Regions from separate parts of the Homo sapiens genome. Here region 2 is linked to region 1. Evidence: read pairs that join two places in POLR2A ChIA-PET (ENCODE). Cell type or tissue: Caco-2. All regions are shown on one strand. Links, peaks and the distances in the headings refer to the core of each region. The heading gives the core; the rest is flanking DNA.

Evidence for each region. ChIA-PET counts read pairs that join two places held together with the same protein. Peaks named below come from ENCODE experiments on the same cell type or tissue, not always from the same donor. Only the 100,000 strongest peaks of a DNase experiment are listed, where the experiment ranks them.
Region 2: POLR2A ChIA-PET joins it to region 1 with 11 read pairs; 5 of 35 experiments call an interaction of 5 or more read pairs at or near these places.

The regions. Positions count from the first base shown.
Region 1 is chr19:47,727,283-47,739,158 of GRCh38, reverse strand. It overlaps EHD2 (EH domain containing 2), which reads right to left. Exons shown (of 6, transcript NM_014601.4): 5 at 2,626-2,790. It overlaps LOC124904733 (a long non-coding RNA gene), which reads left to right and starts at 9,648. Exons shown (of 2, transcript XR_007067279.1): 1 at 9,648-9,746; 2 at 10,038-10,235. RefSeq lists an enhancer at 3,745-4,245. In Caco-2, for the core only: no CTCF peak of the experiment used is centred there; a DNase peak (open chromatin) is centred at 3,868.
Region 2 is chr19:47,533,186-47,545,004 of GRCh38, reverse strand. It overlaps ZNF541 (zinc finger protein 541), which reads left to right. Exons shown (of 17, transcript NM_001277075.3): 5 at 1-879; 6 at 4,054-4,112; 7 at 4,670-4,829; 8 at 5,127-5,300; 9 at 6,566-6,863. Among named protein-coding and RNA genes, the nearest start is that of NAPA, 24 kb to the right of the region's middle. In Caco-2, for the core only: a CTCF peak has its summit at 4,082; a DNase peak (open chromatin) is centred at 4,088.

The DNA.
Region 1 (11,876 bases), core at 374-8,373:
CACTGTACTCCAGCCTGGGTGACAGAGCAAGACCCTGTCTCAAAACAAAAAAGTGTGCAGGGGGGGAGAGAAAAAAGAAAGTTAAGAAAGCTTAATTCCTGTCACAGTGCTACCACACCACACAGAAAGGACTGAGTGGCTGGCTGCCAAATTTGGAGGTGAGATTTGAGATGATCAGATCATCAGGGGTTCCTGGGACCACCCCCTCCCCACCGAAGAAGTCACTTTGGGGTGTAGGGGTGGACTTGGCGTCACACTGCTTCTCACACGGGCTACTCTAAGTGGCCCAGACTGCACCAGGACAGTCTCTGCGAAAATGGATTCCTTTCACAGCCCTATGTGAATTTCCTGAGCCAAGGCAGAGAGGCCAGCTGATCACGACTCTGAAGGGTTGGGGATCCTAGGTTGCAACCTGGATTCCCTGGCAGCCAGAGTATGACTAAGTTCAAGTCCACTGAGGCAAGCACAGGTTGCATGTGCAGCTTCTACTGTTAGCCTGTCCAGTATGGCAGCCACTAGCCACATGTGCTTATTTACATTAATTAAAATGAAATACAGGCCGGGCGCAGTGGCTCATGCCTGCAATCCCAGCACTTTGGGAGGCTAAGGCAGGAGGATCACCTGAAGTCAGGAGTTTGAGACCAGCCTGGACAACATGGTGAAACCCCATCTCTACCAAAAATACAAAATTAGCTGGGCGTGGTGGCGGATGCCTGTAATCTCAGCTACTTGGGAGGCTGAGGCAGGATAATTGCTTGAACCCGGGAGGCAGAGGTTGTAGTGAGTCAAGATCTTGCCACTGCATTCCAACCTGGGCAACAGAGCAAGACTCCATCTCAAAAAAAAAGAAAAAAGAAATACACGTTAACATTCCATTTGAATGTGGCTAGTGGCTACCATACTGGACAGTGCAGAATGAAACATTTCCATCATTGTAGAACGTACTGCTGGACAGCTCTGTTCTAGAAAGTGTTCTTGGTCAGGCATGGTGGCTCCTGCCTATAATCCCAGCACTTTGGGAGGCCAAGGCAGGAGGATCACTTGAGGCCAGGAGTTCGAGACCAGCCTGGCCAACATGACAAAACCCCATCTCTACTAAAAGTATGAAAAATTATCTGTACGTGGTGGCACATGCCTGCAGGCCCAGCTACTTGGGAGGCTGAGGTGAGATAACTGCTTGAACCCAGGAGGCAGAGGTTGCAGTGAGCCAAGATCACGCCTCTGCAGTTCGGTCTGGGTGACAGAGTGAGACTCTGTCTCAAAAAAAAAAAAAAAAAAAAAAGCTAGCCAGGCATGGTGGCATGTGCCTGTAGTCCCAGCTACTCTAGAGGCTAGGCAGAAGGACCTTTGAGCCCAGGAGTTCAAGTACACAGTGAGCTATGATCACCCCATTGCACTCCAGCCTGGACAACAGAGTCTCTGAAAAATATATAAATAAATCTCTAAAAAATATATAAATAAATTTTTAAACGTATATATTTTATTTTATTTATTTATTTATTGAGACAGAATCTTACTCGGTCACACAGGCTGGATTGCAGTGGTGTGATCTCAGCTCACTGCAACCTCTGCCTCCCGGGTTCAAGGGATTCTCCTGCCTCGGCCTCCCCAGTAGCTGGGACTACAGGCACGCAACACCATGCCCAGCTAATTTTTGTATTTTTAGTACAGACGGGGTTTCACCATGTTGGCCAGGCTGGTCTCGAACTCCTGACCTCAGGTGATCCACCCGCCTTGGCCTCCCACAGTGCTGGGATTACAGGCATGAGCCACTGCACCCAGCTGTGTATATTTTAAATATTTATATTTTACAAATATAAATATTTAAGTCTCAAATAAATAAATGAAAATAAAATAAACAGTGTTCTTAAAGAGACTACTCTTTTCTTCCCCTTCCCAACTTCCTTTTCTTTTTTTTTTTTTTTTTGAGACGGAGTCTCGCTCTTTTTGCCTAGGCCGGAGTAAAGTGGCGCTATCTTGGCTCAGTGCAAGCTCCGCCTCCCGGGTTCACACCATTCTCCTGCCTCAGCCTCCCGAGTAGCTGGGACTACAGGCGCCCACCACCACACCCAGCTAATTTTTTGTATTTTTAGTAGAGACGGGGTTTCACCGTGTTAGCCAGGATGGTCTTGATCTGCTGACCTCGTGATCCGCCCGCCTCGGCCTCCCAAAGTGCTGGGATTACAGGCGTGAGCCACCATGCCTGGCCCCCTTCCCAACTTCTTGCTGGCTGGAACGCAGACACAATGGCTGGAGCCTTCACAGCCCTTTTGTACCATGAAGTTCCTTGGGCCTGGAGGCCAGGCATGGAAGAGAAATAAGACAGAAGGGGACTAGATCCCTGGCTCTGTAAAGCACCAAACCAGTCCTGGATCACTTTCTGGGACTTTTTATGGAGGAAAGAAAGAAAAACTCTCTATCTTAATTTAGCCACTGTTATTTTGGGTTTTCTCTTCACTCCCCTAGCCTGACTCATAAAACCATGCTCCCACGGAACTATTTGAGGGAGGCGCTTTCCAGAACCTGCCATCCATCCCTCTGGCTTTTGAGGTCCCATCTCAGAGCTTCCAGAAACCAACCTTCCCATCACCCACCCCCAACATTCCCTCCTGGGCAGCTTCCCACCTGCATTTTCTGGCAATCAGGAAAGTCCCCAGGGGAGATGTGATGTTCCAGCTGAATCTTCGCAAAGATGACGGGCAGTTTGAGGATCAGCTGCTTCTTCTTGTTCTCCTTCCCAAACACAGAGGGCATCTCCTTCTTCAGGTAGCTGATGATGTAAGCGTGAACCTGTGGGAAGGGTTCTCACCTCAGCCTGCATCAGGGTCCACCAGGGAGCTTGTTAAAACACAGGCTGCAGGCCCCACTCCCAGAGATTCTGATTTACTTGGTCTGGGCTGGGGCATGAGAATTTGTATTTCTTTTATTTCTTTTTCTCTCTCTCTCTCTCTTTTTTTTTCTTTGAGACGGAGTCTCGCTCTGTCACCGAGGCTGGAGTGCAGTAGCACAATCTCGGCTCACTGCAACCTCCGCCTCCCGGCTTCAAGCAATTCTCCTGTCTCAGGCTCCTGAGTAGCTGGGATTACAGGCATGCGCCACTATGCCCAGCTAATTTTTGTATTTTTAGTAAAGATGGGGTTTCACCATGCTGGTCAGGCTGGTCTCAAACTCCTGACCTCGTGATCTGCCCACCTTGGCCTCCCAAAGTGCTGGGATTACAGGTGTGAGCCACCGTGCCCAGTCTTTTTTTTTTTCGAGACAGAGTCTCGCTCTGTTGCCCAGGCTGGAGTGCAGTGGTGCAATCAGCTCGCTGCAACCTCCAACTCCTGGGTTCAAGCAATTCTTCTGCCTCAGCCTCCCAAGTAGTTGGGATTAACAGGCATGCGCCACCACACCCGGCTAATTTTTTTGTATTTTTAATAGAAACGGGGTTTCTCCATGTTGGCCAGGCTGGTCTTGAACTCCTAATCTCAGGTGATCCACCCGCCGTGGCCTCCCAAAGTGCTGGGATTACAGGCATGAGCCACCGCGCCTGGCCTGCTTTTTTTTCTTTTTTTTTTGGAGACAGGGTCTCGCTCTATCACCCAGCCAGGAGTGCAGTGGTGCGATCATAACTTACTGCAGCCTCAAATTCCTGGGCTCAAGGGATCCTCCCGCCTCAGCCTCTCAAGTAGCTGGGATTACAGGCAAGAGCCACTGCCCAGATGGGAATTTGCATTTCTGACAAGTTACAGGTGCTGCAGGCGGAGGTGCCACACTGTGAGCCTCATGGCCTCCTCCTGCTGGGGCTCACCCTGGGCTCCTCCTCTCTGCTAACTAAGTGAGCTGAGTCCCTCCCAGTTTTAAACACCCCTCCAAGAGGTCCACTCCCGAATCTGCATACCAGCCTAAGCCTCTCCCTCCAGCTCAGGACTCAGAGCTAATTGCCCTGTCAACATTCCTGGATAGCTCCATACCAGGATGCCCTAAGTGGAATTTGAGCCTAGCCCTCAGAGCTGTGTCGCCCTCAGCTGTGCCCATCTCTGAAAAGGGCATCCCCAGCCCTGCCTTCCCAGTTGAGGCCAGAAATCTAGAAATTTTATTTTTATTTATTTATTTATTTTGAGACGGAGTCTCACTCACTCTGTCACCCAGGCTGGAGGACAGTGGCGCAACCTTGTCTCACTGCAACCTCCACCTCCGGGTTCAAGCAATCCTCCTGCCCTGGCCTCCCGAGTAGCTGGGATTACAGGCACGTGCCACCATGCCTGGTCAATTTTTGTATGTTTAGTAGAGACTGGCTTTCACCATGTTGGCCAGACTGGTCTCGAACCCCTGACCTCAAGAGATCCACCCGCCTCGGCCTCCCAAAGTGCTGGGATGACAGGCGGGAGCCACCCCGTCCGGCTCTAGAAATCACTTTTTTTTTCTTTTTGAAAGGGAGTCTCACTCTGTTGCCCAGGGTGGAGTGCAATGGCATGATCTTGGCTCACTGCAACCTCCACTTCCTGGGTTCAAGCAATCCTCCTGCCTCTACCTCTCGAGTAGCTGGGATTACAGGTGCCCGCCACCACTAATTTTTGTATTTTTAGTAGAGAGGGGTTTTCACCATGTTGGCCAGGCTGGTCTCAAACTCCTGACCTCAAATGATCTGCCTGCCTCAGCCTCCCAAAGTGCTGGATTACAGGCGGGAGCCACGGTACCCAGCTCTTGAAATCATTATTGATTTGATATTTGATTCTTCCTCCTGTTAAGTAGCCACATCCAACCTATCAATGAGTCCCTTTTGCCTCCTCCTATGTCTCTCCCTCTCTCCCCTACTTTCCTTTTCTTTTTTGCTTTTTTTAGACAGGGTCTGGCTCTGTCCCCCAGGCTGGAGTGCAGTGGCACAATCTCGGCTCAGTGCAACCTCCACCTTCCCAGCTCAATCCATCCTCCCACCTCAGCCTCCTGAGTAGCTGGGACTACAGGCACCCGCTACTACGCCCAGCCTCTCCCCTGCTTCTCATTTCTCTCCACCTCAGTGGCCACCATGTCCATTCGAGCGTCATCCTCTCTTGCCTGGGGAGACACCCAAGGTGGCCCGACAGGTCTCCCAGCTCCCCATCCTGCCCCAATAACCCTTGCTCCATGCAGCAGTGGCCCAAGAGGGCATTTTTCAGGAAGGAACATGAGCCCAGGGGATGCTGCTCATAACTCTCTATTTGCTTATTGAAGTTCAAAATTTCTACCGAAGCCGACAAAGCCCTACAGCAGCAATTCACGAAGTGTGGTCCAGGGAAACCCAGGGGTCCTCAAGATCCTTTCGGGGGTTCCTGTGGTCAAAATTATTTTAAGAACAATACTAAGACGTTATTCGCTTTTTGCTTTCTTCACTCTTTTTTTCTCCCAAATGGACAGTGGATTTTTTTTTTTTTTTTTTTTTTTTGAGACAGAGTCTTGCTCTGTCACCCAGACTGGAGTGCAGTGGTGCAAATAATGACTTTATTTATTTATTTATTTATTTATTTTTTGAGACAGAGTCTCACTCTGCCGCCCAGGCTGGAGTGCAGTGGCTCAATCTCGGCTCACTGCAAGCTCCACCTCCCGGGTTCACGCCATTCTCCTGCCTCAGCCTCCCAAGTAGCTGGGACTACAGGCGCCCGCCACCATGATAATTTTTGTATTTTTAGTAGAGACTGGGTTCCACCATGTTGGCCAGGATGGTCTCGATCTCTTGACCTTGTGATCCGCCCGCCTCAGTCTTCCAAAGTGCTGAGATTATAGGCATGAACCACCGCGCCTGGCCTAATGTCTTGATTTATTAATCTTCTCTTCTCAAGAGGCTGAGATGGGAGGATCACTGAAGCCGGGGAGGTCAAGGCTACAGTGAGCCATGATCATACCACTGCACTCCAGCCTGGGTGACAGAGCAAGACACTGTCTCAAAAAAAAAAAAAGGAGCCCCAGAAGGGCTGGAAACTTGTCTGTTCCCTCCATCTCCAGCACCAGTACAATCTGTACAGAAAACACTCAGGAAATATTTGTGGAATAAACCAATGAACTTGAGAACCTTTGAAACACAATCTTTTTATTTTTTATTTTTTATTTTTTTTTTGAGATGGGGTTTCACTCTGTTGCCCAGGCTGGAGTGCAGTGGTGCGATCTTGTCTCACTGCAACCTCTGCCTCCTGGGTTCAAGCGATTCTCCTGCCTCAGCCTCCTGAGTAGCTGGGATCACAGGCATGCACCACCATGCCCAGCTAATTTTATATTTTTAGTAGAGATGGGATTTCTCCATGTTGGTCAGGCTGGTCTTGAACTCCTGATCTCAGATGATCCGCCCACATTGGTCCCCCAAAGTGCTGGGATTACAGGTGTGAGCCACCACACCTGGTCCACAATCTTATAAATTATCGAAAAATAAACAAGGAGAGCAGAATAATGAATATTGGTATGTCTATATTTTATAGGAAGCTCACAAATTAAATATTGCTCATGCCTATAATCCCAGCACTTTGGGAAGCCAAGGGGGGAGGATCACTTGAGGCCAGAAGTTCGAGACCAGCCTGGGCAACATAGCAAGACTTGGTCTCTAAAAAAAAATTTTAAAACTAGTTGGGTGTACTGGCGCGCGCCTATAGTCCCAGTGAATTGCCGGGGCTGAGGAGGGAGGATCACTTGAGCCCAGAGGTTTGAGACTGAAGTGAGCTATGATGTCGCCACTGCACTCCAGTCTGGGCGACACAGCGAGCCTTTGTCTCTAAAAAAATGAATAAATAGGCCAGGCGCGGTGGCTCACGCCTGTAATCCCAGCACTTTGGGAGGCTGAAGCGGGTCGATCACCTGAGGTCAGGAGTTAGAGACCAGCCTGGACAACATGGTGAAATGCTATCTCTACTAAAAATACAAAAATTAGCCGGGCTGATGGTGCCCACCTATAATCCAAGCTACATGGGAAGCTGAGGCAGGAGAATCACTTGAACCTGGGAGGTGGAGGTTGCAGTGAGCTGAGACCGTGCCATTGCACCAGCCTGGGCGACAGAGTGAGACTCAGTCTCAAAACAAAATAATAATAAATAAATGCTTTTACAAAATGCAGTATATTGGCCGGGCGTGATTACAGTATATCACGCCTGTAATCCCAGCACTTTGGGAGGCAGAGGCAGGCGGATCATGAGGTCAGGAGATCGAGACCATCCTGGCTAACACAGTGAAACCCCGCCTCTACTAAAAATACAAAAAATTAGCCAGGCGTGGTGGCAGGCACCTGTAGTCCCAGCTACTCGGGAGGCTGAGGCAGGAGAATGGCGTGAACCCGGGAGGCGGAGCTTGCAGTGAGCCGAGATCATGCCACTGCACTCCAGCCTAGGCGACAGAGCGAGACTCCGTCTCAAAAAAAAAAAAAAAAAAAATGCAGTATATCTGGAAAGACACACAAGAAACTACTTATGGGGGTTGCCTCTAGAAAAGAGGCCCTGGGAGCTGGTGGGGTGAGGTGTGGGAGAATCATGTCTGATAAAGTATGAATGCCTTTCCATGAGATGGTCTTAAATGTTCAATAAAAAAGACTAGTTAAAAAATTCTTTTAGGCCAGGCACAGTGGCTCATGCCTGTAATCCCAACACTTCGGGAGGCCGAGGCCAGCGGATCACCTGAGGTCAGGAGTTCGAGACCAGCCTGGCCAACATGGTGAGAACCCATCTCTACTAAAAATACAAAAATTAGCCAGGTGTGGTGGCACCTGCCTGGAGTCCCAGCTACTCGGAAAGCTGAGGCACAAGAATCACTTTAACCTGGGAGGCAGAGGTTGCAGTGAGCCGAGATCATGCCACTGCTCTCCAGCCTGGGTGATAGAGAGAGACTCCATCTAAAAAAAAAAAAATTATATATATATGTATATATATATATATATATATATTTTTTTTTTTTTAAAGAATCACAAATTTAGACTGCTGAGAACGTTGGTGGTCCCTGACTGGTTCTAAATCTTCATCTCTTCCACCTTCCACCACCACCCTGTCTCCAGCCCCGTTAGGCTCTCAGTTCAAACACATCAAGTGCATGGCTGCCCCAGGGCCTTTGCACATGCTGTTCTCACTGCATGGACTGCTCTTCCACCCGATCGCCACTCGGCTCACCCCTTCCTCTTACCCCTTCCTCTCCTTCAGAGCGCTCTAAAATAGTCCCTCGCCAGCCCCTCTTTCCTCCGCTTCATTTTTCTTCATAACCATTGATTTGTTTAATGTTTGCTTCCCCACTAAAAAGTAATTCTATGAGAAAAGGAATTTATCTGTGTTCCCTGCTGTATCCCCAGAGCCTAGAGGAGTACCACATGCGATCGGCAACTGCTGAATGAATGTCACTGGGCCACTGCAGAGAATGTGGTCTGAAGGTTCAGGGCATCTTGGCGTCTATAGAATCAGACCCTCCCAAGATCTTGGCCTTACGTATCACAGCATCATAAAATCTCCCCTTCTAACAGCTATCACTTCAGCCAAAGGACTTAGAGCCAGAGGATTCGTCCACACCCTCCATCGTACAGATGGGAAACTGAGGCACTGGGAGGAGGGTGAATGCCTCCTCCCAGAGAGTCCAGGAAGGCCTGGTATCTTTGGAGGAGAGCATGAGGGGAGGTTAACAGTATGGCTATTGTTGGTGACGACCAAGTGTGGCGGACTCATATGTGAGGAGCAGGGGTGGGGGTGCGACACGGGGCAAAGGAGGGGCAGTGAGCCTTGGTCACAGCGGACCCTAAATCCCATGCTCCTGTGTCCTGAACGGCACTGGGGAGCCATGGATGAACCTGCAGGAAGAGGGGGAGGGAGTGCCTAATGGTCTGAAGGACCAATCAGGGCAGGGGTGTGGCCGGGCTGGGGGCGGGGCCTGTGAGAGCGGGCCAATGGAGCCAGGGGGCAGGGCCGAAGGGCGGCTCCGTAGGGACCAAAGGAGGGTAGGCGGGAGGGCGCTGATGGCTTTTCCAGAGAGGAAGCAGGGGAAGGTGCCAGGAAGAGATAAGGTGAGAGGGCGGGCTGGGCCGGGGCTGGGTCCCTGACTCCGGGGTTTGTCTGGGTTTCCGGAGCCGCCCCCAGCCCGGCGGGGGCACCAGGTGTCTGGCCCGGACCCACCCCTCTGTCCCTGGGCCTTGTGCTCCAGCTCCCGCCAAGGGACCCGCGGGAACGAACCTGGGGGAGTCTAAGCAAGACCAGGAGGAAGACAGAGAGAGGGCGGCGGCGGAGCGGGGGAGAGATGGAGAGACAGGAGGAGGCAGAGCGAGAAAGAAAAGGAAAGGGAGTTAGAATAAAAGAAAAAGTAAAAATGGAGAAGAAAGAGACTGAGAGAGAGGTAGAAAGGAGACTGACATAGAGACAGAAAAAGAGAGAGAGAGACACTGCAGAGCCGCCTGGGCAGAGGAGCGCAAGGTGAATTCCGAAGGTTCCAGGAGTGGCAGCCTGGTCCACAGTGGGCCGCTCCCTCCGAAGGAGGATTCCTGGGGTGGGGGTGGGGGCTCTGACTCACCCACTCTCGCTGCTCCTTAAACCAACACCTCAGGCTCCTCCACCCCCTAGAACCTTCTTGGCCTCCCTGCCTGCCCAGCTTCCTGCCCCGCCTCCACCCTGGCAGCCTCCCCCTGAGAAAGTTCCATCTGACATCCAAAATCGCTCTGAAACCCGCGCTCTCCTTTCTCCTCTCCCTCCCCAAGGCCTGTCCTGATCCAGGAACCTCCAAGCCTTTTGCCTGGTCTCCAGGCTCCTAGACTCTCCTGCCTTGAATCCACCCTCCAAAAGGTAGCTTGAGTCTAATTATCTCCTTTCCCTGCTCCGAACTTTTTCATGGCTCCCCAGTGCCCTAGGGACAAAGCACAGATTCCCGGACACAGCCCACACCACCTCTGATCTCAGCCACATCCTCAGCCTCTAATTGAGTTAGCACACTGTCTACACTGGGTTCAACACTGACATTTCCCCTCAGATGCCCTCTCCTCCAAAGAAGCCCTCTCTGCCTGCCCCAGCTACCCCGCCCCAGCTCTGACCACACTGGGTCATCGGTGCCTGGGGATGGATCTGTCTCCTCTCCAGGAGCCCCAGTGAGGACTGAGCCCTGGAACTGCCTTCATTATTTAGGACTGGGAGCCCCAGCAGGACAGGACTGGAACCATCGTGGTCACTGTTGTGTCTCCTGCACCACCCAACACCAGGCCAGGCATAGAGGAGATTTTGTTCAATGCAACTGTTTGTTCAATGTCATTCATTCAATAAATATTTACAGAGCACCAATTCTGTTCCGGGCACTGGGGATAAATCAGTGAAGGAATTCAAAGAGCCCTGATTGGCTGGGTGTGGTGGCTTACGCCTGTAATCCCAGCACTTTGGGAGGCCAAGGCGGGCGGATCACCTGAGGTCGGGAGTTCGAGACCAGCCTGACCAATATGGTGAAACCCCGTCTCCACTAAAAATACAAAAAATTAGCTGGGTGTGGTGGCACACGCCTGTAACCCCAGCTACTCAGGAGGCTGAGGCAGGAGAATCGCTTGAACCCGGGAGGTGGAGGTTGCAGTGAGCTGATATCGCACCACTGCACTCCAGCCTGGGCAACAGAGGGAGACCCTGTCTCAAAAAAAAAAAAAAAGAAAGAAAGAAAAAGAAAGAGAAAGAGAAAGAAAGAGAGAAAGAGAAACAGAGAAAGAGAGAAAGGAGAGGAGAGGAGAAGAAAGGAAAGGAAAGGACAACAGGGTTAGGGTAAAGAAGGACGCATATGGGGGAAGTTATATTCATTCAAAGGAGGGCATGGACAGCCTTCCTGAGAAGGGAGCATTTGAGCAGAGTCTTGAAAGGGGTGAGGAGGGAGTGAGCCTTGTGGATGGCCAGGTGGGAGGGGGAAGAAGGCAGAAGAGGTTTCCAGGAAGAGGGAGCAGCAAGTGCACAGGACTGAGGCCACCAGCGTGAAGTGCAGGGGACGCTGGGAAGGGAATGGGAGATGAGGACAGAGGAAAGGAGTGAGAGAAGGGGACAATCTGTGGCCACAATCAAACAAGAGTCATGGGAGACGGGTGCTGTGAAGCGCCTAAGATGTAATAAATTCATCTTTTTTTTTTTTTTTATTTTGAGACAGAGTCTCGTTCTGTCGCCTAGGCTGGAGTGCAGTGGTACAATCTCAGCTCACTGCAACCTCTGCCTCCCGGGTTCAAGTGATTCTCATGCCTCAGCCTCCCAAGTAGCTGGGATTACAGGTGCCCGCCACCACACCTGGCTAATTTTTGTATTTTTAGTAGAGACGCAGTTTCACCATCTTGACCAGGCTGGTCTCGAACTCCTGACCTCAAGTGATCTGCTCCCCCCTCGGCCTCCCAAAGTGTTGGGATTACAGGCGTGAGCCACCGCACCCAGCCTTCATTGTTATTTTATGTCTGTTTACTTATTCTGTCTCCCTCCATCAAAAGATAAGCCCCGGGGCTGGTCCAATGGTAGTGGGTTATCAGAACTTTTTTTTTTTTTTTTAATAGAAATGGTGTCTCACTATGTTGCCCAAGCTGGTCTTCAATGCCTGGGCTCAAGCAATCCTCCAAAAGTGTTGGGATTACAGGCGTGAGCCACCGCACCTGGCCTTGGTTATCAGAACTTATTAGTGTCAGTAAAGTTGGCATGCAACTCCCCACCCCCACTGCTAAATTTGACTAGCTTATAAATAAATTAATTAATTAAATTTAAAAAAAGATGAGCCCCAGGAGGGCTGGAACCTTGTCTGTTCCCTCCATCCCCAGCCCCAGCACCATGTGTACAGAAAGCATTCCAGAAATACTTGTGGGCCTGGCGCGGTGGCTCACGCCTATAATCCCAGCACTTTGGGAGGCCAAGGAGAGCGGATCACCTGAGGTTGAGAGTTCAAGACCAGCCTGACCAACTAAAAATACTCTACTA
Region 2 (11,819 bases), core at 112-8,111, 190 kb after region 1:
GACTCCTTCCTGTGCCAGAACCCCGGGGAGCCCGGCCTCCAGGAGGCCCAGAAGGCAGGCGGGCTCCCTGCGGATGCCTCGCCGCTCTTCCGCCAGCTCTTCCTCAAGTCGCAGGAACCTCTTGTGAGCCACGAGCAGATGCAGGTGTTCCAGATGATCACCAAGTCCCAGCGGATCTTCTCCCATGCCCAGGTGGCAGCAGTCTCCTCCCAGCTCCCTGCGCCCGAGGGCAAACCAGCCGCCCTGAGGCCGCTGCAGGGGCCGTGGCCGCAGCAGCCCCCACCACTGGCTCCTGCTGTGGACTCTCTCCACGCCGGCCCTGGAAACCCCGAGGCAGAGGGCTCCCCAGCCCGCAGGAGAAAAACCACACCCGGGGTTCCCAGAGAGGCCTCCCCCGGCAGCACGAGACGAGACGCAAAGGGGGGACTGAAAGTGGCCGCGGTTCCAACGCCCCTTGCAGCACCGTCTCTGGACCCTTCCAGGAATCCAGACATCTCTTCTCTGGCCAAGCAGCTGCGATCCTCTAAAGGGACCTTGGACCTGGAGGACATCTTCCCCTCCACAGGCCAACGGCAGACCCAGTTAGGTGGGGAGGAGCCACCAGGAGCCTCGCTGCCAGGGAAGCAGGCCCCAGCCGAGAATGGCGCGGCTTCAAGGATCACAAAAGGTGAAAAGGGCCCAGCCTGCTCCCGGGGTGGAGGCTACCGGCTCTTGGGCAACCCCAGGGCCCCGCGATTCTCCGGCTTCCGGAAAGAGAAGGCGAAGATGGATATGTGCTGTGCGGCTTCTCCGAGCCAGGTAGCCATGGCCTCCTTCTCATCGGCCGGGCCCCCGGCAGATCCCTCCAAGTCCAAGCTGACAATATTCAGCAGAATCCAGGTACCAGCTCTCTCTCACGTGGCCTGACCAGAGTGGAGTGAGTTTCCTTTGCATTTGTTAGTTGTCCAGGCATTTTATTTCATTTCAGAGAGTCCCCAGATGCAATTTTACAGAGGAAGGAATTAAGGTTCCGAAAGATTGTGGTTTTCCCCACTAAAAAAAAAAAGACCAGAATGAGGCCAGGTGAGGTGGCTTATGCCTGTAATCCCAGCCCTTTGGGATGGGAGGCTGAAGTGGGGAGACTGCTTGAGCTCAGGAGTTCGAGATCAGCCTAGGCAACATGGCGAAACCCAGTCTCTACCAAAATTTTAAAAAAGTAGCTGGGCGTGGTGGCACACGCCTGTGGTCCCAGCTACTCGAGAGGCTGAGGTGGGGGAGAATCGCTTGAACCTGGAAGATGGAGGTTTCAGTGAGCTGAGATTGTGTCTCTGCACTCCAGCCTGGGCAACAGAGCAAGACCCTGTCTTAAAAAAAAAAAAAAAGATCAACATGAGGATATCCCAGAGTTGTTCAAAACACTGTTATCTCACAAAGCCTTTTTTGCTTTTTTTTTTCTCTTGTTTCCCTTTGGATTTGCCTTTTTAGAATCTTCAGAGGATATGAAGGTAGATGCTCTCTTTCCTTTAAAGATTCCTGCTTGAAATGGCCATGTGTTTTCTGATTGTGAGTCTTGGTTTCCACAAGCACAAGTGGGCACCTGCATCGTGCCCCACACTTAAGCACATTGATAATTATTCACTGGTTCCTCCAGATGTTGTGTTTGGAGGGCCTGGTCCAAAGAGCTCATCCAGGTCTCCTGACTCCATGTCCAACCTGGGCAACATGGCGAAACCCTGTCTCTACCAAAATTTAAAAAAAATTAGTTGGGCATGGTGGTGCACGCCTGTGGTCCCAGCTACTCAGGAGGATGAGTAGCTTCCCATCATACCACAGCTACCTCATTTTTGTTTTGTTAACATCTTTATTATTCAGGTGCCAAATAATGCACCATTTTATTTTTTATATATTTTTTAGAGATGGAGGGGGTCTCGCTATGTTGCCCAGCCTGGTCTTGAACCCCTGGGCTCAAGCAATCCTCTCATCTCGGCCTCCTAAAGTGTTGGGATTACAGGCATGAGCCACCATGCCCAGCCAAATCCACCACTTTATTTTATTTTTTAAATTTATTTTATTTATTTATTTATGATGGAGTCTCACTCTGTCGCCCAGGCTGGAATGCAGTGGTGCTATCTCAGCTCATTGCAACCTCCGCCTCCTGGGTTCAAGCAGTTCTCTGCCTCAGCCTCCGAGTAGCTGGGATTACAGGCATGCGCCACCACATCTGGCTAATTTTTGTGTGTTTAGTAGAGACGAGGTTTCACCATCTTGGCCAGGCTGGTCTTGAACTCCTGACCTCGTGATCCACCCGCCTCAGCCTCCCAAAGTGCTGAGATTGCAGGTGTGAGCCACTGTGCCTGGCCAAATTTATTTTTGAGACGGAGTCTCTCACTCTGTTGCCCAGGCTGGAGTATAGTGGTGCAATCTTGGCTTACTGCAGCCTCTGCCTCCCAAGTTCAAGCAATTCTCCTGCCTGGGCCTTCCAAGTAGCTGGGATTACAGGCACACATCACCATGCCCAGCTAATTTTTGTATTTTTAGTAGAGCCAGGGTGTCACTGTGTTGGCCAGGCTGGTCTTTCCTGACCTCAGGTGATGTGCTTGCCTCGGCCTCCCAAAGTGCTGAGATTACAGGCATGAGTCATGGTGCCTGGCCTGAATACACCATTTTAAAGTGTAGCGTTGGGTAATTTGTAGTATATTCACAAGATCGTGCAACCATCCCCACTCTTTGCCAGAACAGTTTCATCTCCCCAAAAGGAACCCCACATTTCTTAGTTGTCACCCACAATCTCGCCCTCCCCCCAGGGCCTGGCAGCCACGAGTCTCCTTTCTGTCTCTGTGGATGTGTCTGTTCTGGACATTGCATATGAGTGGAATCATGCACTCTGTGGCATTCGTATCTGGCTTCCTTCACTCAGCATGACGTTTTCCAGGCTCATCCGTGGGGTGGCAAACGGCAGAGCTGCATTCCTTTCCATGACTGAGTGATCCTCTGTTGGATGGATAAGGCCGCGTTTTATTTGTCTGTTCATCAGTGGATGGACATTTGGGTTGTTTCCACTTTTTGGCTATTTTGAATATGGTGCTGCTGTGAATATTCACCCATGTACAAATTTTTATGGGGATTTATGTTCTAGGAGTAGAATCGCCAGGTCGTACAGCAGTTCTGTTTTAGGTCTGAGGAACTACTAGGCTGTTTTGCTTGTTTCCTCTTCCCACCCACAGTGTATGAGGGCTCCACATTCTCCATGTCCTCACTAACACTTGTTATTGTCCGTGGTTTGTTTAAATTATAACTACCCTGGCGGGTGTGAAGCAGTATCTCATTGTGGTTTTGATTTGTATTTCCCCGTGGCTGCTGACGTTGAACACCTTTCTGTGTTCTTATTGGCCATCTGTGTATCTTTCTAGAAGAAATGTCTGTTCAGGTCCTTTGCTTATTTTTTAAAATCAGATTACTATTTTTTGAGTTCTCTATATATTCTGGATGCAAGACCCTTATCTGACACATGACTTGCAAATATTCTTTCATTTTGTGGTCTGTCTTTTCACTTTATTTATGATACCATTTGCAGGACAAAAGTTTTTATTTTTTATTTTTTATTTTTTTTTGAGACAGGGTCTCACTGTCACTCAGGCTGGAGTGAAGTTGTACGATCATGGCTCACTGCAACCTTGAACTCCTGGCTCAAGTGATTCTCCCACCTCAGCCTCCTGAGTCGCTGGGACCTCAGGCCCATGCCAGTATGCCAGGCCAATTTTTGTATTTTTTGTAGAGATGGGGTTTTGCCATGTTGCCCAGGCTGGTCTCAAACTCCTGGGCTGAAGCAATCCTCCCACCTCGGCCTCCCAAAGTCCTGGGATCACAGGCATGAGCCACCACGCCTGGCTAAAAGTTTTACATTTTGATGAAGTCTAATTTGTCTGTTTTGCTTTGGTGTCTTATCTAAGAAACCACTGTCTAATCCAAGGTCATGAAGATTTACTCTGATGTTTTCTTCTAAAAGTCTGTAATTTGAGCTCTTCTTGCCTCTTCATTTTGGATGTGTTGGTTCAGATGCATTTTCATCTTCAGGGTGGAAACATCTACAGGCTCCCCCATCCGGTGAAGGAAGAGAATGTGGCAGGCAGAGGGTAAGTTAAGAAGCCCCCGATCCTGCATGCACCCTGGCAGGAGTCCTCTGGCCTTCCTGTGCCGGCCCTGGACAAGTGAGTGGGGAGGATGCTTTCAGTCCTAATGGGATTAGGGTACAGCCTCCATTTTATAGGGTTTATCAAGAGTAGTCAGGCTGGACGCGGTGGCTCACGCCTGTAATCCCAGCACTTCAGGAGGCTGAGGCAGGGGGATCATTTGAGGTCAGGAATTCGAGACCAGCCTGGCCAACATGGTGAAACTCTGTCTCTACTAGAAATATAAAAATTAGCCACGTATATTGGCACACACCTGTAATCTTAGCTACTTGGGAGGCTGAGGCACGAAAATCACTTGAACCCAGGAGGTGGAGGTTACAGTGAGCCGAGATGGTGCCACCGCACTCCAGTCTGGGCAACAGAGTGAGACTCCATCTCCAAAAAAAAAAAAAAGTCAGTGGATTGGAGTTATAGACAAAAAAGAAAAAAAAACAACAAAAAATCAGTGATCAAGGACAGAGTCCTAATCTCCCACTCTTCTTTCCTGCCATGTCCCACAGTAACCAGCAAAACGGCAGTCCCACAGACTGGACGAAGCCCAGGAGCACTTTTGTCTGCAAGAACTGCAGCCAGATGTTTTATACGGAGAAAGGGCTGAGCAGCCACATGTGTTTTCACAGCGACCAGTGGCCGTCACCTCGAGGGAAGCAGGAACCGCAGGTGAAGGGGGACGACCAGTGGCTTGGTGGTTACTGGGTTTCTGGCAGGCCTGTGGGGAGTAAACGAGATTGGTGTCACTTATCTCAGGATGGGGACGTCACTCTGGGTCGGGGGCTGGAGTCAGGCTGTGTGGCTCTCCAGGGGCAGGCCATTGCCATGGGCTGCAGCAGCTCTCCAGCTTGGTCCATGCCACAGACTCACTGCTGTTTTCTATGACAGCTTTTTTTGCTGAAGCAGCTCTTCCTTTCCCCACCTACCTTATCTCTTAAAGAGCCATCTCTTCTCTTCTGTGTTTAGGTGTTTGGCACAGAGTTTTGCAAGCCGCTAAGACAGGTGCTGAGGCCAGAAGGGGACAGGCATAGTCCCCCAGGAACCAAGAAGCCCTTGGACCCCACAGCTGCAGCCCCTTTGGTGGTCCCCCAATCGATCCCCGTGGTTCCAGTGACCCGACACATAGGGAGCATGGCCATGGTGGGTGCTTGTCGGCCTGCCTCCTTCCTGCCACTGCCCGCAGCTGCTGGGGGAAGCCGTAGGAAAAACCCAAACCAGATACCACAGAAAATCTTTGACTCCAGGCTGGATGTGGTGGCTCATGCCTGTAATCCCAGCACTTTGGGAGGCTGAGGCGGGTGGATTGCCTGAGCTCAGGTATTCGAGACCAGCCTGGGCAACATGGTGAAACCCTGTGTCTACTAAAAATACAAAAAAATTAGCTGGGCATGGTGGCAGGCACCTGTAAACCCAGCTACTCGGGAGGCTGAGGCCCGAGAATCACTTGAACCCAGGAAGGAGAGGTTGCAGTGAGCTGAGATCACAACACTGCACTCTAGCCTGGGTAACAGAGTGAGACTCTGTCTCAAAAAAAAAAAAAAAAAAAAGAAAATCTTGATCCAGAAGAACCTGGTTTGCATGTTAATTCAGTCATTCAGCATTCACTGAGCCCCTCTGTGCCAGGCCCTGTGCTGGGTGGTGCTGGGGACACAGAGGTGACCACAATAGCCTGGGCCCTGCCTCCCAGGGCTCCTAGTCCAGTGGAGGAGACAGGCCTGTCCCCAGACAGTGACAACCCAGAGTGGGCAGAGCTGGGAGCAGAGGGAGCCCAGAGAGTTCCCAGGGGGCTCCTGACCCAGCCTGAGGAGGTAAGGGAGGGCTTCCTGGAGGAGGAGGTATGGGATCTGAGACCTAGAGGATGAGGAGGAGTAGGGCTGGCAGAGCGGAGAGGAGATTTTGTGGAAGTGAGAGAGAGCATGGTGAGTTACGAGTGATCAGTCTCGTAGGGCTTGTCTCTGCAGCCTGTACTGGAGGACCCCCTACTGAAGAAGCTCCTGCTGGACTCGGGGACACAGTCCGTGGACCTGAAGGTCCCCTGAGTCAGTGGCTGGGTCATTTCGGTGCTTGTCATTTGGGTGGAGCAGCATTTCTTTCTTCACCGTCACACTGTATCTCTGGGGATCTCTCTCTTTTTAAGGGCCAGTCATCTTAATGATTGAGGCTATTCTTACACAGAGTCAGGGGCTCTGCTGGGGCAGTGGGTGCAGGAGAAGGCTGCAGCCGGATCATCGCCAGGCTCAGTACGTCAGGTCTGGCTCAGGTGTGGCCAGCCTCCTTTGCCGGGCGTGCATTTCCTAGTTTCCTGTCTCTGGCCGGTCTCCTTTTCCTGCTCTCTTTCCATCCTGGAGATGGAGTGGTGCAGTAGGTGGCTTCAGGCGACCACCTGTGGTTCTAAACTTCTTCAGGGACAAGAGAAAGACGGGGAGGAGCGAGACAGCAAGGAGAGCAGCCAGCAGAGAAAGCGGAAGAAGCGGCCCCCACCCTCCACGGCTGGGGAGCCTGGCCCTGCAGGATGCCACCAGAGCCGCCTGCGGTCACCCATGTTCCTGGTGGACTGCCTCCTGAAGGGCTTATTCCAGTGCTCCCCCTACACACCACCCCCAATGCTCAGCCCCATCCGGGAGGGCTCTGGGGTGTACTTCAACACCCTCTGTTCCACGTCCACTCAGGCCAGCCCTGACCAGCTCATCAGCTCCATGCTCGGTGAGTGAGGCTGGGGCACTCACTCTGTGATCCCAGGGTGGATTGCCTGCGGACCACAGCCACTCTACCTTGTAGCATTGGGTTCAGTGATTGTCTCCTGCCTGGGTGTACCTAGTCTGAGGGTTCCTTTGCTATTCAGATGTGCCCCAGGACTGATCTAAGTGCCTTCTAGTGCATAGAATTTTACAGCCCGAAAGAAAACGTAGAGGCCATTTAGCCTGACCATGCTTCTGCCTGCCCTTCTGTGTCATTTTCTTTTTCTTTTTTGAGGCAGGGTCTTGCTCTGTCACCCAGGCTGGAGTGCAGTGGCTTGATCACAGCTCACTGCAGCCTCGATCTCCTGGTCTCAAGAGATCCTCCAGCCTCAGACTCCCAAATAGTTGGGACTACAGGTGCGCATCACCACACCTGGCTAATTTTTTATTTTTCTTAGAGATGGGGTCTTGCTATGTTGTCCAGGCTGGTCTCGAGCTCCTGGACTTGTGATTTTGCTGCCTTGACCTCCCAAAGTACTGGCATTAAATGTGTGAGCCACCCTGTCCAGTCTGTGTCATTTCCTTTTTTTTTTTTTTTTTTTTGAGACAGAGTATCACTCTATCACCCAGGCCAGAGTGCAGTGGCGTGATCTTGGCTGACTGAAACCTCCAACTCCCAAGTTCAAGCAGTTCTCCTGCCTCAGCCTCCCAAGTAGCTGGGACTACAGGCGTGCGCCATCATGCCTGGCTAATTTTTGTATTTTTAGTAGAGATGGGATTTCACCATGTTGGCCAGGCTGGTCTCGAGCTCCTGACTTCCAGTGATCCACCCTCCTCAGCCTCCCAAAGTGCTGGGATTACAGGTGTGAGCCACTGTGCCTGGCCTGGCCTATGTAATTTTCCTAACAGATTTATTGAGCTGTACTTCACATACCATGCAAATCACCCATTTAGAGTATGCAGTGATTTTTAGGATATTCACAAGGCCGTGCAACTATCACATAGTCTTAATTTTAGAGCACGCTTAGCATCCCCAGAAGAAGCCAGAGCTCATTAGCAGTGACTCCGCCCATATCCCCACAGTCCCTTCTTCCCCCAGCCTGGGCACCCACTCATCTGCCTTCTCTCTTTGGATTTGCCTATTCAGGACATTTCATGTAAGTAGAATCATACAATATGCAGCCTTTTGTGTCTAGTTTATTTCACTTGGCATGTTTTCAGAGTCCCTTCATATTGTAGTGCATATCAGTGCTCAATTCCTTTTTATGGCCGAACATTTTTCCCTTGTACAGATGGGCCCCATTTTGTTTATTTATCAGTTGATGGACATTTGGGTTGTTTCCACTTTGGGCTATTATGAATAATGCTGCCATAAACATTCATATAGAAATTTTTGGGGTTTTTTTGGGAGACAAGGTCTCACTCTTGTCACCCAGGCTGGAGTGCAGTTGTATGATCACAGCTCACTGCAGCTTCAACCTCCTGGGCTCAACTGATCCTTCTGCTTCGGCCCAGAGTAGCTGGGCCTACAGGCATGCACCCCCATGCCTGGCTAATTTTTTGTAATTGTTTTTATGTAGGGAGGGGGGTCTTGCCATGTTGCCCAGACTGGTCTCAAACTCTGAGGTGGGCCAGGCATGGTGGCTCATGCCTGTAATCCTAGCACTTTGGGAGGCTGGGGCGGGTGGATCACCTAAGGTCAGGAGTTCAAGACCAGGCTGGCCAACATGGCAAAACCTCGTCTCTACTAAAAATATAAAAATTAGACGAGCATGGTGGCGGGTGCCTATAATCCTGGCCACTCAGGAGGCTGAGGCAGGAGAATCGCTTGAACTGAGGGTGCAGTGTTGGGAACAGGCCCCCCAAAATCTGGCCATAAACTGGCCCCAAAACTGGCCATAAACAAAATCTCTGCAGCACTGTGACATGTTCATAATGGCCATGACACCCACGCTGGAAGGTTGTGGATTTACCGGAATGAGGGCAAGGAACACCTGGCCGACCCAGGGCAGAAAACTGCTTAAAGGCGTTCTTAAACCACAAACAATAGCATGAGCGATCTGTGCCTTAAGGACATGCACCTGCTGCAGATAACTAGCCAGACATATCCCTATATTTTGGCCCATCCCTTTGTTTCCTGTAAGGAATACTTTTAATTGATCTATAATCTATAGAAACAATGCTTATCACTGGCTTGCTGTCAATAAATATGTGGGTAAATCTCTGTTCAGGGCTCTTAGCTCTGAAAGCTGTGAGACCCCTGATTTCCCACTCCACTCCTCTATATTTCTGTGTGTGTCTTTAATTCCTCTAGCGCCGCTGGGTTAGGGTCTCCCCGACCGAGCTGGTCTCGGCAGCGGAGGTTGCAGTAAGCCGAGACCATGCCATTTCACTTTAGCCTGGGCGAAAGAGCTAAATTTGGTCTCAAAAAAAAAAAAACAACTCTGGGGTGAAACAGTCCTCCTGCATTGGCCTTCCAAAGTGCTGGGATTAGAGGCCTGAGCCACCACACCCAGCCTTATGTACAGGTTTTTGTGTGGATTTATGTTCTCAGCTCTCTTGGGTAGATAACTAGGAGTGTAGTGCTGGGTCATATGGTAACTCCATATTTAACTGTTTACAAACTGCCGGATTGTTTTCCAAAATGGCTGGGCCACTTTAAATTTCCAGTAGCAGTATATGAACATTTTCATTTCTCCTCCTTCTTGTCAACACTTGTTATTGTCTATCTTTTTAAGTATAACCATCCTAGTAGGTGTAAAGTGGTCCTTTTGCAGGACAAACATTTCTAATTTTCATGAAGCCCAATTTCCTTTCTTTTGTTACTTGTTCTTGTGGTGTTATATGTGAAGATTTGCCTGACCCAAGTCATGCAGAGTCACTCTTGTTTCCCTGTAAGAGTTTTGTAATTTTGGTCCAGGTGCGGTGGCTCACGCCTGTAATGCCAGCACTTTGGGAAGCCGAGGCAGGCGGATCACGAGGTCAGGAGCTCAAGACCAGCCTGGCCAACATGGTGAAATCCCGTCTCTACTAAAAATACAAAAGAATTAGCCGGGTGTGGTGGCAGGCACTGTAATCCCAGCTACTCAGGAGGCTGAGACAGAGAATCGCTTGAACCCAGGAGGCGGAGGTTGCAGTGAGCCAGGATGGCACCACTGCACTCCAGCCTGGGCAACAGAAAAAAAAAAAAAAGAGCTTTGTAATTTTGACTCTTAGGTTAGGTCTGTAATCAATTTGAAGATAACTTTTATATATTACATGAGGTAAAGGTCCAAATTCATTTTTTTGCATGTGTATATGCAGTTCTTCCAGCAGCATTTTTTGAAGACTTCCCATTGAATTGACTCAGCACAATTCATTGTTAGAAATCAATTGACCATAAACGTGTGGGTGTATTTCTGGGTGTTCAATTCTATTGATCTGTATACTTATCCTTATGCCAGTATCACACTGTTTTGATTACTGTAGCTTTTAACTTTTGTTTTTTTGTTTTGGGGGGGTGGTTTGGAGGGGTTTTTTTTTGAGACAGAGTCTTGCTGTGTCACCCCAGCTGGAGTGCAGTGGCATGATCTCGGCTCACTGCAGCCTCTAACTCCCAAGTTAGCCTCCCACTTCAGCCTCCCGAGTAGCTGGGATTACAGGGGTACACCACCACACCAGGCTAATTTTTGTATTTTTAGTAGAGACGGGGTTTTGTTATGTTAGCCAGGCTGGTCTTGAACTCCTGACTTCAGGTGATCCGCCCGCCTCGGCCTCCCAAAGTGCTGGGATTACAGGCGTGAGCCACTGCATCAGGCCTTTTTCTTTAGATATTTCTTTCTGTCTCTTTCTCCTTTCCATCTGGTACTCCTGTTACATGTAGCTGCTGTACTTAATGGTATCCCACATTTCTCTGAGGCTCTCTTTATTTTTCTCTTTGTTCTTCGGATTCCATAGTCTCTACTGATCTGTCTTCAAGTTTACAGATTATTTTCTTCCTGTCAACTCAAACCTATTGAGCCCCATTTTGGTTATTTTATTATTTTCCTCAACAGCTTCACTTGCCAATATTTTACTTTCTAACCCCAGAATTCCCATTTGGTTCTCTCTTTTTAATAATTTCTACCTCTTAATGATATTCTGTCTATGATGAGAAATTGTCATTATACCTTCCTTTAATTCTTTAAGCATGGGAGCTGACAGGAGAGGCAGCCCCTGTCTGGGCTGCACCTACCTGGAATAGAACCCTTGGAGCTGGGAGCTGGCTGGGTAAGGGAGCAGGTCACAGCTCAGATGCAACAGCCTCTTGTTCTTACCAATATTCAGTTGATTATTTTTTATTTTTTATTTTTTTGAGATGGAATCTCACTCTGTTGCCCAGGCTGGAGCACAGTGGCACAGTCTCGGCTCACTCTGCCTCCCAGGTTCAAGTGATTCCTGCCTCAGCCTCCCAAGTAGCTGGGATTACAGGCACATTCCACCACGCCCAGCCAATTTTTGTATTTTCAGTAGAGATGGGGTTTTGCCATGTTGGCCAGGCTGGTCTTGAACTCCTGACCTCAAGTGATCCGCCCACCTCAGTGTCCCAAAGTGCTGGGATTACAGGCGTGAGCCACCCCACCCGGCCTAGTTGATTTTTTTTAATGAATATTTCTCCAAGTGCTGAATGACCTTAGGACAATTTCCAGAGACTTTAGTGTGCTGTTTTTATATATACGTATACTTGTCATGAGTTAATTTGTTAGAGTTCCTTCCTCTACCTTTTCTGAAGTGCTGCCCTTTCCCATGGGATTTTTTTTTTTTTTTTTTTTTTTTTTTTTTTTTTTTTGAGATGGAGTCTCGCTCTGTCGCCCAGGCTGGAGTGCAGTGGCGCGATCTCGGCTCACCGCAAGCTCCGCCTCCTGGGTTCACGCCATTCTTCTGTCTCAGCTGGGACTACAGGCACCCACTACCACGCCCGGCTACTTTTTTTTGTATTTTAAGTAGGAACAGGGTTTCACTG